Linked DNA regions of Homo sapiens: all the other regions are linked to region 3. The links are chromatin loops, found by intact Hi-C in ENCODE. Cell type or tissue: B cell. All regions are shown on one strand. Links, peaks and the distances in the headings refer to the core of each region. The heading gives the core; the rest is flanking DNA.

Region 1 (2,500 bases), core at 1-2,500, 570 kb before region 3:
GGCCTTAACAAATACCTTGGTTACATCAACTTTTTTGTTTGTTTGTTTTTGAGACGAAGTCTCACTGTGTCAACAGGCTGGAGTGCAGTGGCATGATCTCAGCTCACAGCAACCTCTGCCTCCCAGGTTCAAGTGATTCTCTTGCCTCAGCCTCCCAAGTAGCTGGGACTACAGGCACACACCACCATGCCCAGCTAATTTTTGTATTTTTAGTGGAGACGGGGTTTTACCATGTTGACCAGGATAGTCTCAATCTCTTGACCTTGTGATCCGCCTGCCTCAGCCTCTGAAAGTGCTGGGATTACAGGCTTGAGCCACCATGCCCGGATACATCAACATTTTAAGTGAGTGTACATTTTTGAAAAATGAATGGAATGATCTTACTCACCCACTGATTTTGCTCAGTATTTTGGGAAAGATATAATCCTCAGAGACTCTGGGCTTCTCCCAGTCTATGTGCCAAAATAAACGTAAAGAGTATGTGTAGAAATGGATAATATAAACGGGAAAGGGAGGGGCAGGAAAATTTATGATAATAAGAGCTCAAGAACGTTCTCTCTTTCCTCTGCAGATCTTTGAAATTCATAGTTTATAAATATAAATGTTTTGGGAAATTTAGTTTTACTGCTTAGTGTTTAGAATACTGTGTGGTTTTTCTTTACAAAGTGAATCTATTAACGAGCAAATTTAGTAGATAATTTAAATTATGCTAATCAGAAAACACAGCCTGGTGCTGCGGCTCATGCCTGTAATCCCAGTGACCAGGAAGGTTGAAGTGGGAGGATGGCTTCAGCCCAGGAGCTCCAGGCTGTTGAGCTATGATCACACTGCTTGCACTCCAGCCTAGGTAACAGAGCAAGACCCCAACTTTAAAAAACAAAAAACAAAAGAACACACTTTTTTGTAAATTAAAGATGGAAGTATTTTGGTCTAAATTTGTCTTTTCCCTTCCACTAGATGGCAGAATGGAGCCACTCTAGATAGTGCTACCAAGTTGGCAGCTCTTCCAACATTTTAAATGGTCAAACTGTATTTTTGTTTTGGTTCCCTCTCTCGTTTAATGAAAAAGAAAGGTAAACATTGCATATGCAAATTTCAGGACCATTTCACTTTGACTGAAAAAGCTGGAGCTGCCTTAAAGAAACTTCTTGGGCCAGGCGCCGTGGCTCACGCCTGTAATCCCAGCACTTTGGGAGGCCGAGGTGGGCGGATCACGAGGTCAGGAGATCGAGGCCATCCTGGCTAACACGGTGAAACCCCGTCTCTACTAAAAATACAAAAAATTAGCCAGGCGTGATGGTGGGCGCCTGTAGTCCCAGCTACTTGGGAGGCTGAGGCAGGAGAATGGCGTGAACCCATGAGGCGGAGGTTGCAGTGAGCCGAGATTGGGCCACTGCACTCTAGCCTGGGTGACAGAGCGAGACTCCGTCTCAAAAAATAAAAAAAAGTAAAAATACAGAAAAGAAACTTCTTGGCCGGGCGTGGTGGCTCACGCCTGTAATCCCAGCACTTTGGGAAGCCGAGGTGGGCAGATCAGGGGGTCAGGAGATCGAGACCATCCTGGCTAACACAGGGAAACCCCGTCTCTACTAAAAAAATACCAAAAATTAGCCGGGCGTGGTGGTGGGCACCTGTAGTCTCAGCTGCTTGGGAGGCTGAGGCAGGAGAATGGTGTGAACCCGGGAGGCGGAGCTTGCAGTGAGCCGAGATCTCACCACTGCACTCCAGCCTGGGCGACAGAGCGAGACTCCGTCTCGAGAAAAAAAAAAAAGAAAGAAAGAAAGAAAAAAAGAAACTTCTTATTCACTGTCTGAGGGGCTGAGTTCGGGCTTTATCCTTTAGAGAAAACTTGGCCAGTACCATTGTCCTAACATTAGTGAAACTTTACTCTGAGCCAGGTGCTGTGCTTCTCCCATCTCATTTACTCTTCATACGGAGACTAGAAGGTGTCACCTCCATTTTTTAAAACAAAAGATTAAATATTTGGCCAGGCGCAGTGGTTCACACCTGTAATCCCAACCCTTTGGGAGGCCAAGGCAGGCAGATAGCTTGAGGCCAGGAGTTCAAGACCAGCCTAGGCAACATGGCAAAACCCCATCTCTACAAAAAATTAGCCAGGCATAGTGGCACACACCCGTGGCCCCAGCTACTCAGGAGGTTGAGGTGAGAGGACCACCTGAGCCTGGGAGGCAGACGTTGCAGTGAGCGGAAATCATGCCACTGCACTCCACCTTGGGTGACAGAGAAAGACCCTGTCTCTAAATAAATAAATAAATAGTATTTAAGGCACTGAAATAAGGTAACTTATCCAAAAGGACAAAGCTGGTCTTTCTTGAACCTGGATCTGCAGGGTATCAAGCACTTCACCACCATGCTACTGCTGCTGCCTCGTGAGTGGTGAACTGCATGGCTAATTTCTGCCTAATCTGCCCCACTAGCAAACTAGGTCTCATGAAAGGAGGAGTCTCAAGATTAATCTAGGTTACTGGGCTACATCCGG
Region 2 (2,500 bases), core at 1-2,500, 100 kb after region 3:
CTGACCTCAGGTGATCTGCCCCACCTCGGCCTCCCAAAGTGCCAGGATTACAGGTGTGAGCCACTGCGCCTGGCCTTGTCCATTTACATTCGAAGGCCTCTGATGGCAGGAAACACTGTCAGGAAGCAGCACATTCTAGGATCTTGGAGAGCCCGGAAACAACTAAGACCGGAAAGCCATGCAAACCTTCCTCCTCCCTTAGGCTCACCATATTTCTTTAACTTTTAAAATATCGCAGAGACTATTTGAGACCTTCCAGATTTGTGCCTTTCTATGCATCTCCAGTTCAAATTACAGCAGACCTCAGACACTTTTCTTTTTTGTTGTTTTGTTGTTGTTGAGACAAGGTCTCACTTTGTCACCCAGGCTGGAGTACAGTGGCGAGAACACGGCTCACTGCCGCCTCGACCTCCCAGGCTCAAGCGATCCTCTCACCTCAGCCTTCCAAGTAGCTAAGGGCGCGCCTCCACGTCTAGCTAATTTTTGTATTTTTTGTAGAGACGAAGTTTCACCATGTTCCCCAGGCTGGTCTTGAACTCCTGCGCTCATGCGATCTGCCCCTCTGGGCTTCTCAAAGTGCTGGGATTACAGGCGTGAGCCACCGCGCCTGGCCCCTCAGACACCTTTCAAATGGTTTGGGAAGGGTTCACACTTCAGGTTATTGGCCATTTTACTAGGCATTATCTGAATTACACACCCTGAGAAGGCAACATTCAGGAAGAAGTCCCTCAATCTCTTGCTTCTCTTGAAGTAATAAGAATGTGTTGGTTTGCAGAAAACAGCCCCCAACAAAGTCAATCCCCAGCACTAGTGAAGTTCACATTTTTATTCTATTTTAAAGGGGAAATTACATGCTGTAATAGTTTTGTGAACTTCGAACTATCATGCAAGAGTCTAGTGTATCAATTCTCTCTGTGATCAAACAGAAAACTATGCACTAAGCTGCTGATCTTAGCACTTGGCCAGGTGCTGTCAGTGATGTGAATAGTTTTTAAGAAAATCATGGAGACTTTAGTTAATGGCCTGACTCGCCCAATTACCAAAGAAGCTTGGGTGCTAACTACAGAAACGTGGGATGACCTCTTTCTATCAGGGTTTGAAAAGGCAGGCTTAGCCACATCCAACTACCTCCTAAAATAGGATCATAACTATTTTACCTGCTAGCCCCTAATTTGAGGGTAAGGGACTGATATCTCTTTGACTGGAAATGAGGATATGATTTCATACTTCTTTCGGTTCTATAGTAATAGAATCCACAAAGCTGACCAAAATATTATGTTACCCAGGAGCCCCAGACTCCTACCCTGTCAAGACCTTTGTCAGAACCGCTGAAAAACAAGCAGGAGAGATTTGAGTTTTACTTCCTCTTCCGTGCCCTGGAGGTACTAACTAGCAAATAAATAGCTCAGCTAAAGGGATAAAAAAGAGAAGCAAGGGTCTTGTGTCATCTAAATAAAAAAAAAAAAAAAAAAAAGGCCGGGCGCGGCAGCTGGTGCCTGTAATCCCAGCACTTTGGGAGGCCGACACGGGCGGATCATGAGGTCAGGAGATCGAGACCATCCTGGCCAACATGGTGAAACCCCGTCTCTACTAAAAATAAAAAAATTAGCCAGGCATGGTGATAAGCACCTGTAGTCCCAGCTACTCAGGAGGCTGAGGCAGAAGAATCGCTTGAACCTGGGAGGTGGAGGTTGCAGTGAGCCGAGATTGCATCACTGCACTCCAGCCTGGGTGATAGAGCGAGACTCTGTCTCAAAAATAAAAAAATGTGGGGGAGGGGCTCTACCAGCGGGAAATGTAGGCACCAGCTACCATCCTCTGCTTCCAACAGAGCCATCTCCACTGCCAGCACGTAGGGCTTATCAGTCAGTACTTCCACAGTGTGTTGTACCCTGAACAGGCACTGCACTGGCTCAGAGAGTGCCGTGGTGAATAAGCTGAAGTCCTTCCCCTCATGGGCATGGGAGATCAGGAGTGAGAGAAGGCTGACCACAGGGGAACATGCCACAAACGTGTTCCACAGGGGAACAAAGAATGCTACATTGCATGCCACAGATAAGTGCTGTCCGAGTCTCCAGTCTCCAGCCTATGCCTCGCTTCCGTGCGTCCTGGGATAAACATAATGCCCACAATAAGACACACAGCACAAAATGATGTTGATGCATTCTCGGTTTTCTCCTCTGGTGACTATCAAAAAACAGAGACTCTCTCCCCTTTTAGGTCTCTGGGCTGGTGGAAGCCAACATAAGGATCATTTTCAGCTTTTAGCACCAGGTTATGCTAATTGTCCACAGTGTCTTCTGGTTCTATCCTTCCCTTCCATTTCCTGGAGCCCTTTATTTTTATTTTATTTTTTTGAGATGGAGTCTCTCTCTGTCGCACAGGCTGGAGTGCAGTGGTGCAATCTTGGCTCACCACAACCTCCGCCTCCCGGGTTCAAGTGATTCTCCTACCTCAGCCTCCCACGTAGCTGGGATTACAGGTGCCTGCCACCACCTCC
Region 3 (5,145 bases), core at 1,542-4,041:
TCCAGGGTTAAGGCTCCTGAGAAGAGAAGGGCATCACTCCACTCACTGTGGCCCACAGGAGAGTGAAGAGAAGATCCAGCAAATTCGGTGCATCTTGCTTACCAGGGCGGGTGTCAGGACAGAGCAGGCAGGAGAGCCCGAGAGGAGTGAAAACACTGGGGGCTATTTGTATTGACGCCAAAACTCTGGACTCCTCTGCGTAACTAGTACAGAATTTCTAGAAAACCATTTTCCATTTGTGTCGAATGTTGAGTCAGATTATCCTTGCACAAGGATGGCCCCCTTGGCCTTGGCTCCATATTCAAGGCACTGCATAGTAACTTCTGGTTTCAGAACATTGAGTGACCCTTTCAACCACAAAAGGAATCGAGGTCTTAACATACTCCTGGGGAACAGGGCAGACTCTGACTCAACATGTATCAATGTCAGCTGCAACCTAGTAACAAGCCCATTTTGGCCTTTCTTCTTCTTCCCAGGTTGAACTTTTTCCGTGATACTCCAGACTTCCGTGTTTTGGCCTGTGGTGGAGATGGGACAGTTGGCTGGATTTTGGATTGCATTGGTAAGCATGGGCTGAGAGGGCGTTTGCTGCTTATTTATAGTAAGCGTATTTACAATCAGCAGAAGGCAATAAAAAAGAAAGAGACATGGAGCCATGTCTGTTCATCCTTGTATCTTCCCCTGGACCAACACTTGACTAAATATTTGCTTTGGGTGGAAAAAAAAAAAAAAAAGAAATAAGACAATCGAATGATTCCCTCCAATACGGAGGTAACAGTTTAGTTTCAGGCCTTTCCTGTAAAGCAGATCTGTCATGGCTGGGGTTTGGGCAGTGGCAGGACAGGCCAGATTTGGGGGGTGGGAGGACAGGAGTGGAATTCTGGGCAGACCCTTTGGGGTTGGTAAAGGCCAGAGAACTAAGCATAGATCATAGCCTGGGACAAATCACCTTGAGATGAACACCCGGAGCCTGAGTCCAGAAAGTGCATCTAGAAAGTACAGATCAGTGCAAGCAAAGAAGGACCACACTGAGCTGTGTCCAGTAGAGTACATCTAGATAAAAAGGCCCAGGCCAGAAGGCTGGTAGCCTGAGTTCTACCCAGCTCTACCTGGATCTGTGGGTCCTCGGACACATCAGCCCCAGTAAGTGATGGAAACTGACTGAAATTCTGGGATGGAAGCAGAGTCAAGATCTAACCCTACAGAACCCAGACAAACACTGCAAAGTGTAATATAAGGACAAGAAAGCGGCCGGGGGAGCACTGGGGAGGACAGTCATCAAAGTCAGAGACTGGGCCCTGAGCGATGAGCCCTGGGCTTTCCATTCTTCATCCCAAAAATGCTGCCTGTGCTCCATGATGTGTCAAGCTCTCCCCAAGGCACTGGAGATACAGCAGGGAATGAACGGACAAAAATTCCACTTTCATGGAGCACACCATGTAGAGGAAAGAGACAGGCAATGAACAATTAAATAAGTGAGACATAGTATGTCAGGAAGTGTTTAAAGTACAGCAGGGAAGGGGCACAGGGAGCTCAAGGCTGCAATCTAACACCTGACAGAGAAGACAACATTGGCATGGAGATCTGGAGGAGGGGTGAGTCAAGTGGATACCTGAGGAAGGGCAGTCCAGGCAGAAGGAACAGCAAAGACGAAGGCCCTGCAGTGGGAGCAGGCCAGGCTGCTGGAGGCAGGCCAGCATGGTCAAAGCAGAGTGGATTCGAGAAAAGCTACAGCGGATGAAGCAGAGGTGACGAGGGGCCAGGTGACTAGGACATATAGGGCATTCTATGGAATATGGCTTTTATACTGGGAGGGTCCCATGACATTGGATGGTTTTGAGCAAAGGAGGAACATGACAGATTAAGAGAAGAGGGCAGAAGCGGGGAGATCAGTTCGGAGGCCACTGCAGCAGTCCAAGTGAGAGATGTCCAGGGCTTGGACCACAGGAGAAACAGAGTGGTGGTGAGAAGTGGCCAGCTTCTGGATATCTTTAGAAGGTGAAGGCAATACGATTTGCTGACAGACTGTATGTGGGAGATGAGAGGACGAGGGAAGTCAAGGACAAGCCAGGACTAGACCGTGACCAGGGCAGAGAAAGCCGTGCCTCCGGGGGCTGTAAGTAGACCACCTAGCTGGGCGAGAAGGCTGCAGGACCGTACACCTGCCGCCCGCCACTCCCCCGGGCGCTTTGGTTGCCATGGACACAGCCCTGCCAAGCAGCCACCCACGCTCTCCTGTCACCTTGGGCTCTGGAGTTGTTTGTGGGAGGAGGGAGGAGTCCTCCGGGAGCCAAGGAAGGAAAAGCTGATCTGCAGAGGGTGGATGGCTGCGGTACCGGACTACTCACACGGCTCCCTCTCCACCATGAGGGAGAAGTAGGCTTTGGCGGAGAGCTTTATGCAGTTCATCCGCAGAGGACACAGGTGATAGAAGCTGCTCAAAACAGAAAGAAGGAAGATCACAGAAGGAGGAAGAAACATTAGTTTTTTTCACAGGTTAGTGACCCAAAGAGAAAAAAGCAGAAGCAAAAGGGATAACTGCGTAAGATATTCATCCGTTCACTCTCATTTCAGCACTTGTTCAGTGCTCTGCAGCGCCCCCCCATGGTCCCCTCTCTGATCTGTTCTCTCCCTACACCCATAGCGATCTTTCCTGCATGTCACTGGGTGCATGGTGTGCATAAAGCACACCAGTGGCTTCCATTATTCTTGGGATAAAGACAAAACCCTTGAAGTAATCTACAGGGCCCTGGGTGGTCCAGCTGCTGCGCACCCTTCCAGCCTTATTTCTACCTCCATCCCTCTCCATCTGGACTCAGGTCCCGGCCCATCTCTCAGACCCCTGGGCGTTCCAGTCTCCCTTGCACCTCAGGGCCTTCACACAAGTTGGCCACCCTGTCTGCAGTGCTGCCCCAGCCTTCACTCAGTCAGCTTCCACTCCAGATCTCAGCTGACATGTGGCTTACTCAGGGGAGCCTCCCCTGACACACCCACCAGCCTCAGTCACCTTCTTATACGACAGTGCTCCTCTGTTTGTTTTCCAACGTGAATGTGAAATGATGCATTATCTCCATGGATTCCTCATTATTATCTGTCTGTCCCACTGGACAGTCGGTAAGCACCATGAGAACCCAAGCCACGGCTTTTTTGCCCACTCTCAGAGCCGGAGCACCTAACACTGCATCTGCATATAGCAGGCTTCAGTCGATATGTATGAAGATGCTGTGAGAATGAGACCCAGTCCCCCTCGGGGAGGTTACAATACATTCAGGGAACAAACAAGGAGATAATTACAAGAGAGTACAAAGAGATCATTTCTGGTGCTAAGGAAATATTCTGACGAGGCACCAGGTCCAGGCTGGGGCAACTAGGGAGGGTCTCCCAAAGGCAGCTTCTGAGCTGAGCCACAGAGAGCTTTGTGCTTTAAGGAAGTGAAAACACTTGAGAACGGTTGACATGTTGCGTGGGAGGCAGGATGTGCAGAAGGATGAGGCTAGGGAGAAAGGCAGAGCCTGCTTCCTGGGCCTACTGTGGTAGGCTATGGGGCCATGAGGAGCCACACAGCCCCATCCCAGAAGTGAAAGCAGTGAGCCAGTGCGAGGGACTGTGGTTCATGGACTTCCCTTCTTGGTGAAAGTGTGGGTGACACACTAGGAGGGTGGAACTGGAGGCGGAGAGAGCCGAGAGGAGGCTGTTGCAGCGATACCAGTGGGAAGGAATCATACCTGCACTCAGGCATCACCATGGGGATAGAGAGAAGAGATTGCTTGGAGATCTAGTAAGGAGACAACACATAGAATGTGATATGTGAATGGATGTGTGAGGGAAAAGGAAAAACCTAGGGCGGCATACAGCTTTCTAGCCTAAACACCATAACAACAGTTGACCTGCCGAGGTGGGGACACAGAAGAAGGGGCAGACACAGGAAACAAGAGCCTTCTAGGCAAAGGGAGCAGGCTGTGCAAAGGCAGGGAGGCAGTGCTCTGAACACATGTTCTGAGGACAACGAGAGGGGCCATTGCATTGTTTTGCTCTCTATCTCAAGCCTTCCAGTGGCCATCTCAGTCCTGGGTCTTGCCTGCGCTCAGCCATTTCTGATATAGGTCAGACAACCTGGAGGACCTATGAGCTCCCAGTTTGCCAGGACAACCCTAGCTTGAGCCTTCCCTGCTGATTCCTGCATCTCTCCTCACGCCGCAATCACATTGCTCACATCCAGGGGCACCATGCGTGCTGAGGTCTCATGGAAATACCCACCCACCCCCAAGACTGATGGATGCCTGTGCCCTCTTCAGCTCTCCCAGCCTAGACAATATGCCACGGTAGATCTGAGGCCAGATGAAAACATGTTCTATTGTGCTTTCTCTGATGGTTCTGTCTGATGTCCTTCACAACTGTCAGAAGAGGAATAATTAGGAATCTGTGTCATTGCAATTCTGAGAGGTGGTGGAAGTGACAAACTGGTTGTGGGGGCCAAATAACACCTGGAGGTTTTGTTCATTTAGCTAATGTTAGTTTTTAAACTTTTAAACTCGAGTGGTGAACAGTTGAAGGTGAGCATCTTCAGCTTGTCCAATGTCCCACTATTCCCTAGTGTCCTAGCCCCACCTGTTTTACTAATCTGTATACCTGCCTGGCCCCTGAAGAGAGGAGGGGAATGGACTTGGAGCCATAGAGATCTGGGTTTGAATCCTGGCTCTGGAATTACTTTCCCTGTCTGCCATTCAAGTATTGACCAGGCCTAGCTGCTGCAGTCAGATGAGATTGAGCGTGTTCAGGGTAGAATGGTTGTAGACTACTTTCCCTCTGTCAATCTCAGTTTCTTCAGCTACTTGAAGGAGGATAATCCCTTACAAAGTTAGGCTGAGGAATAAATGGAGTAAGTGCTGATTATCATTAAGGATTAAAAACATGCAACTTAATGTTTTGGGGTGTATGCTGCCACCCCAAAGGACAGATTTAGGATGAAATTTGAATAAACATATGCAAGTTGCAGGGATACAGATTTAGCTCAATATAAAATACAAATGGACAGATTTAACTCAATTAGTGGTGGTTAACACGCTGCAGATGGGATAGATGGCTTTAGGAAGTAGTGTGTTTCCCATCAGGGTGGTATTCAAACAAAGAATGCTATGGAGGGGT

The links. A loop is a pair of places that touch in the nucleus more often than their neighbours do. Peaks named below come from ENCODE experiments on the same cell type or tissue, not always from the same donor. Only the 100,000 strongest peaks of a DNase experiment are listed, where the experiment ranks them.
Region 1: it touches region 3 in a loop (8-fold over the local background); 13 of 110 quality-filtered maps call a loop at or near these places.
Region 2: it touches region 3 in a loop (10-fold over the local background); 3 of 110 quality-filtered maps call a loop at or near these places.

Annotation. Positions count from the first base shown.
Region 1 is chr3:186,820,092-186,822,591 of GRCh38, reverse strand. The region is part of intron 3 of LINC02043 (long intergenic non-protein coding RNA 2043); the gene reads left to right. Among named protein-coding and RNA genes, the nearest start is that of LINC02043, 4.2 kb to the left of the region's middle. In B cell, for the core only: a CTCF peak has its summit at 957 (motif pointing right); a DNase peak (open chromatin) is centred at 961.
Region 2 is chr3:186,151,936-186,154,435 of GRCh38, reverse strand. The region is part of intron 24 of DGKG (diacylglycerol kinase gamma); the gene reads left to right. Among named protein-coding and RNA genes, the nearest start is that of ETV5, 44 kb to the right of the region's middle. In B cell, for the core only: no CTCF peak of the experiment used is centred there; DNase peaks (open chromatin) are centred at 1,315 and 1,895; H3K4me3 peaks cover 885 bases; H3K27ac peaks cover 1,847 bases.
Region 3 is chr3:186,253,271-186,258,415 of GRCh38, reverse strand. DGKG (diacylglycerol kinase gamma) reads left to right here. Exons shown (of 25, transcript NM_001346.3): 17 at 477-562. Among named protein-coding and RNA genes, the nearest start is that of DGKG, 110 kb to the left of the region's middle. RefSeq lists a silencer at 2,180-2,259 and enhancers at 2,840-2,889, 2,920-3,209, 3,310-3,369. In B cell, for the core only: a CTCF peak has its summit at 2,620; DNase peaks (open chromatin) are centred at 2,505, 2,995 and 3,475; H3K4me3 peaks cover 1,927 bases; H3K27ac peaks cover 2,488 bases.